Regions from separate parts of the Homo sapiens genome. Here region 2 is linked to region 1. A link is an interaction called in ENCODE POLR2A ChIA-PET data of the cell type or tissue named here. Cell type or tissue: Panc1. All regions are shown on one strand. Links, peaks and the distances in the headings refer to the core of each region. The heading gives the core; the rest is flanking DNA. Region 1 overlaps LRP4 (LDL receptor related protein 4). Region 2 has its middle 6.4 kb from the start of PACSIN3.

Region 1 (2,911 bases), core at 106-2,605:
CCAACCTGGCCAACATGGTGAAACCCCATGTCTACTAAAAATACAAAAATTAGCTGACGTGGTGGCACATGCCTATAGTCTCAGCTACTCAGGAGGCTGAGGCTGAGGCTGAGGTGGGAGAATCGCTTGAACCTGGGAGGCAGAGGTTGCAGCGAGCCAAGACTGTGCCACTGCACTCCAGGCTGAGCGACAGAGCGAGACTCCGTCTCAAAAAAAAAAAAAAAAAAAGAAGATTCCCATCTTACAGATGGGAAACAGGCTCAGAGCAGTTTCCTGTCATACAAATAGTGAGTAACTGAGCCAGGATTCCAGGCTATCCCAGAAGATCTAGGTTGGGAAGGTCTATATTTCATCTTGGATTGACCTCTCCTCTGTTTTCAGACATCTTCTCAGGGAGTCTGAATGCATAAGGAATTACTTCTCAGGTGCTTCTTGAGGGAGAGAGACTTTATTTTTATTTATTTATTTATTTTTTTTTTTTGAGACAGGTTCTCACTCTATTGCCAAGGCTGGAGTGCAGTGGCATGATCATAGCTCACTGTAGCCTCGAACTCATGGGCTCAGGAGAAGAGAGAGACTTTAAAAGGTTTCCAGAAAAATGTGGTTTGTTGCTCCCTGAACAGCCATAAACAAATGTGGTTTGTTACTGTGTGGACCTTCTGATTTGAGATGTAGGGGGAAGGGAAAGCAATATTTTGAGCAGCCCTTCACAGAGCACAGCCATGTTTGAGCCCTGTTGGATTTGTGAAATCTGTTGACAGCTTCCAGGTAGGGCAGGTAGAATTTTGAGGATCTATACAAAGATAGCCTGGCATTGGCTACATTACTAGGTTGAGAGAGAGGACATATCCAGATGAAGATAATGGGATTAGTACAAATAACAAGAAAAACAATAACAGCTGTCTAGTATGAACCTCATACGTATTATTTCATTTAGACCTCCCAGCAACCCTATGAAATAGATACTGTTATTACTCCTGATTTACAAAAGTGGAAGCTAATCCATTTCTTAATTGCTCTGTACTTTAGTTTCTGGATTCTCTCTCCTGTCCTTGGCTCCTCAGAATTAGTTGGTGATAAATTAGGCAAAGATTTGCTGGGTGTGGTGGCTCGTGCCTGTAATCCCAGTGCTTTGGGAGGCCGAGACAGGTGGATCACTTGAGGCCAGGAGTTTGAGACCAGCCTGGTCAATGTGGAGAAACCCTGTCTCTACTCTAAAAATACAAAAATTAGCCGGGTGTGGCGGTACACACCTGTAGTCTCAGCTACCTGGGAGGCTGAGGCAGGAGAATCGCTTGAACCCGGGAGATGGAAGTTGCAGTAAGCTGAGATTGTGCCAGTGCACTGCAGTGTGGGTGACAGAACAAGACTCCACCTCAAAAAAAAAAAGGGGGCAAGGATAAAGGATACCATGTGCCTCAAGCTCTTTCAGAGAAAGGCAATAAAGCAAGACTCTGCAGTTATTCATGCCACCAACTTAACCCATGGTGGTGGTACTGCTGCCTGGTACACAGTAGGGTTTTCAAACATCTCAAGTCCTAAAATAGCAGGTCTTAATCATGGAGTGGTTGGATGTGACAGTTCTGGGGTAAGCCAAATCTTTAATAGTAATAACAAGAGCTATTATTTATTGAGCACTTAGTATGTGCCAGGCAGTAATGCTAAGTCCTTCTTATGAATTAACTAATTTATTTCTCATAACATTCCTGTAAGTTAGGGGATTTTATTATCCCAATTTTCCTGATGAGAAAATTATATATAAAGAGGTTAAATAGCTGCCCAGGGTCAGACAGCTAGGAACTTAGCAGAGTCAGGATTTTTATCCTGGGGAGTTTTGTTCCTCCGTGCTTAACATTATGTTCTTCTGCCTCATAACTTTGGAGGCTAACCATTAAGGACTTCTTTTCTGTATGTAACAGTAGCAAGAGAGGGCTGAACTTGCTTGGACCCGCAATCATGTGCCCGACATGTCCCTTTCGAAACGGGCCACTGAGGAGAAGACTTCACCTGGTAGATTTTCCAAACCAACCAAGTTAAGCTGGCCTCTAGGAATCGGGAATAAAAGGGACCATGGGACAGAAATAAGTAGAAACATGGCGTGTCAGTTTCACAGCCGGATAATACAGCTGGTGAAAGGAACTCTTGTAGGAGAAAGGAGTAAACAAAACCTGGGTAGGACAAAGAGGCTGCCTTGCAAACGAGAAGATTCCTGTTCTCTCCAGCACTGGTTAGGTAGGAAATAACTACTTTTATTTATGATATTCTGAGTCTCTTTTCCTTTGACTCCAGCTTTCACAAGATTCTAGAGGAGTGTTTCATTCATTCATTCATTCATTCAACGAACTTGTATTTATTGCTGCCAGTGGATAAAAGGAGAGAGGCATATGCTAATATGCTTTAGCATATTATAAACGAATGGTGATTCCTCCTTTTTTTTTTTTTTTTTTTTTTTTTTTTTGAGACGGAGTCTCGCTCTGTCGCCCAGGCCGGACTGCGGACTGCAGTGGCGCAATCTCGGCTCACTGCAAGCTCCGCTTCCCGGGTTCACGCCATTCTCCTGCCTCAGCCTCCCGAGTAGCTGGGACTACAGGCGCCCGCTACCGCGCCCGGCTACTTTTTGTATTTTTAGTAGAGACGGGGTTTCACCTTGTTAGCCAGGATGGTCTCGATCTCCTGACCTCATGATCCACCCGCCTCGGCCTCCCAAAGTGCTGGGATTACAGGCGTGAGCCACCGCGCCCGGCCGATTCCTCCTTTTCTCATTGTAATCCTAATAGCTTCCACACTGGGGTAGCCACCAGACTCCAGAACACTCACAGGGTACTCCTTAAGCCTTCTCATCTCTGGTTCAGCTTGAAAAAGCTGGTCTGTAGCTGTGAGTAGTCACGGTCTACCCATGTGCCTCCATGTG
Region 2 (2,911 bases), core at 124-2,623, 280 kb before region 1:
CATCATTTTTTTTTTTTTTAATAGGGTAACTTCCTGACCCTGGAGAAACTTTCTCTATAGGCTGCACTGTTGAAACCTGCGATTCATTTTCACCCGAGTGCCATCGGTCTGCCTTGGTAACCTATAAACAGCCTGCCCCACTGAGGTTAACTGCTCTCAATAACTGGGACCAGTCTTTACACGGGACTGCCTGAGCTCTGAAAAACATAGCTGTGAAATTAGAATACTTTACTCAGCTGCCTGTCAGGAATCCTGGGGCAATGTCCAGAGGCCACGGAGGGAAACTCACAAAGCAGCCTTCAGAGGAGACAGCCCTGCCTGCAGCACTTAGCCGGCTCTGATCTACTCTCGGCAGGGTGGCCAGAGTTATCATTAAAAAGGGGAAATCTGGCTGGGCGCCGTGGCTCATGCCTGTAATCCCAGCACTTTGGGAGGCCAAGGCAGGTGGATCACGAGGTCAGGAGTTCAAGACCAGCCTGGCCAAGATGATGAAACCCCGTCTCTACTAAAAATACAAAAATTAGCCATGGTAGCAGGCATCTGTAATCCCAGCTACTTGGGAGGCTGAGGCAGGAGAATTGCTTGAACCCGGGAGGCGGAGGTTACAGTGAGCCAAGATTGCACCACTGCACTCCAGCCTGGGCGACAGAGCGAGACTCTGTCTCAAAAAAATAAATAAATAAAATAAAAGGGGAAATCTGATCTACCTACTCTCATGGACACTTCCCACTGCCTATAGGGTAGCGTCCAAATTCCCTAGCCCACTTTGCAAATCTTCACCATCCAATCCCAACCTATCTTTCCAGCTTCATCTTCCATCTGCTTCTGTTACCAGAAAGGTGTCCTGATCCAGACCCCAGGAGAGGGTTCTTGGGTCTGGTGAAAGAGAATTTGAGGCGAATCCATAGAATAAAGTGAGAGCAAGTTTATTAAGAAAGCAAAGGAATAAAGCATGGCTACTCTGGCCAGGAACGGTGGCTTATGCCTGTAATCTCAGCACTTTGGGAGGCTGAGGCAAGTGGATCACCTGAGGTCAGGAGTTTGAGACCAGCCTGGCCAACATGGCAATAACCCGTCTCTACAAAAATACAAAAATTAGCCAGGCATGGTGGTGCACACCTGTAATCTCAACTACTTTGGTGGCTGAGGCAGGAGGATCGCTTGAACCCAGAAGGCAGAGGTTGCAGTGAGCTGAGGTCGCACCACTGCACTCCAGCCTGGGTGACAGAATAAGACTCTGTCTCAAAAAAAAAAAAAAAGCTACTCCACAGGCAGAGCAGCAGCAAGGGCTGCTCACCTAAGAATACCTTTTTTTTTTTTTTTTTTGAGACGGAGTCTCGCTCTGTCGCCCAGGCTGGAGTGCAGTGGCGCTATCTCGGCTCACTGCAAGCTCCGCCTCCTGGGTTCACCCCATTCTCCTGCCTCAGCCTCCCAAGTAGCTGGGACTACAGGCGCCCGCCACCACGCCTGGCTAATTTTTTGTATTTTTAGTAGAGACGGGGTTTCGCCTTGTTAGCCAGGATGGTCTTGATCTCCTGACCTCGTGATCCACCCGCCTTGGCCTCCCAAAGTGCTGGGATTACAGGCGTGAGCCACTGCGCCCGGCCCTAAGAATACTTAAGTTATTTTTTGATTATATGCTAAACAAGGGGTGGATTATTCAGGAGCTTTCTGGTCAAGGGGTGGGCAATTCCCGGAACTGTGGGTTTCTCCCTTTTTTAGACTACATAGAGTAAATTTCTGACATTGCCATGGCATCCGTAAACTGTCCTGGCACTGGTAGGAGTGTCTTTTAGCATGCTAATGTATTAGATTTAGCGTATAATGAGTAGTGAGGATGACCAGAGGTCACATTGCCATATTGGTTTTGGTAGGTTTTGGCCAGCTTCTTTATCGCATCCTTTTATCAGCTGGACTCAGCATGCCTAACCTCCTTGGAATGCAGCCCAGTAGGTCTGAGCCTTATTTTACCCAGCCCCTATTCAAGCTGGAGTCTCTCTGGTTCAAATGCCTCTGATACCTCCACCCCATCATGACCTCATTATTCTAGAGATTCGAGACCTGCACAGTCCAATACAGTAGCCACTACTCACATGTAGTTGTTAATTTTTTTTTTTTTTTTTTTTTTTTTTTTTTGTGACAGGATCCCACTCTGTTGCCCAGGCTGGAGTGCAGTGGCCCAATCACTGCTCACTGCAGCCTTGACCTCTCAGGCTCCGGTGACCTCAGCCTCCTCAGTAGCTGGCACTACAGGTATGTGCCACGACACTCAGCTAATTTTTCTTTTTTTTTTTTGACATAGAGTCTCGCTCTGTCATCCAGGCTGGACTGCAGTGGTACAATCTTGGCTCACTATAACCTCTGCCTCCTGAGTTCAAGCAATTCGCCTGCCTCAGCCCTGCCCTGAGTAGCTGGGACTATAGGTGCATACCACCATGCCAGACTAATTTTTGTATTTTTAGTAGAGACGTGGTTTCACCATCTTGGCCAGGCTGGTCTCGAACTCCTGGCCTAAAGTGGTCCTCCTGCCTCGGCCTCCCAAAGTGCTGGGATTACAGGCATGAGCCACCACGCCTGGCCTAATTTCAAAATTTTTAAATTGGAGGAAGACGCGGTCGTAGGTGCTGTGAGTCTCTCGTCCGCACTCTCCTGCTCCTGACTCACTGCTGTTCACTCTCGCTGAGGAAAAAGTCGGTCAGGAAGCCACGCAGCAGCCATGGCTTTTAAGGATACCGGAAAAACACCCGTGGAGCCGGAGGTGGCGATTCACTGAATTCGAATCACCCTAACAAGCCGCAACATAAAATCCCTGGAAAAGGTGTGTGCTGACTTGATCAGAGGCGCAAAGGAAAAGAATCTCAAAGTGAAAGGACCAGTCCGAATGCTTACCAAGACTTTGAGAATCACTACA

The links. Peaks named below come from ENCODE experiments on the same cell type or tissue, not always from the same donor. Only the 100,000 strongest peaks of a DNase experiment are listed, where the experiment ranks them.
Region 2: POLR2A ChIA-PET joins it to region 1 with 5 read pairs; 6 of 35 experiments call an interaction of 5 or more read pairs at or near these places.

The regions. Positions count from the first base shown.
Region 1 is chr11:46,909,159-46,912,069 of GRCh38, reverse strand. The region is part of intron 1 of LRP4 (LDL receptor related protein 4); the gene reads left to right. Among named protein-coding and RNA genes, the nearest start is that of LRP4, 7.9 kb to the left of the region's middle. In Panc1, for the core only: no CTCF peak of the experiment used is centred there; no DNase peak of the experiment used is centred there.
Region 2 is chr11:47,191,348-47,194,258 of GRCh38, reverse strand. It overlaps the pseudogene RPS20P26. Among named protein-coding and RNA genes, the nearest start is that of PACSIN3, 6.4 kb to the right of the region's middle. In Panc1, for the core only: no CTCF peak of the experiment used is centred there; no DNase peak of the experiment used is centred there; H3K27ac peaks cover 309 bases.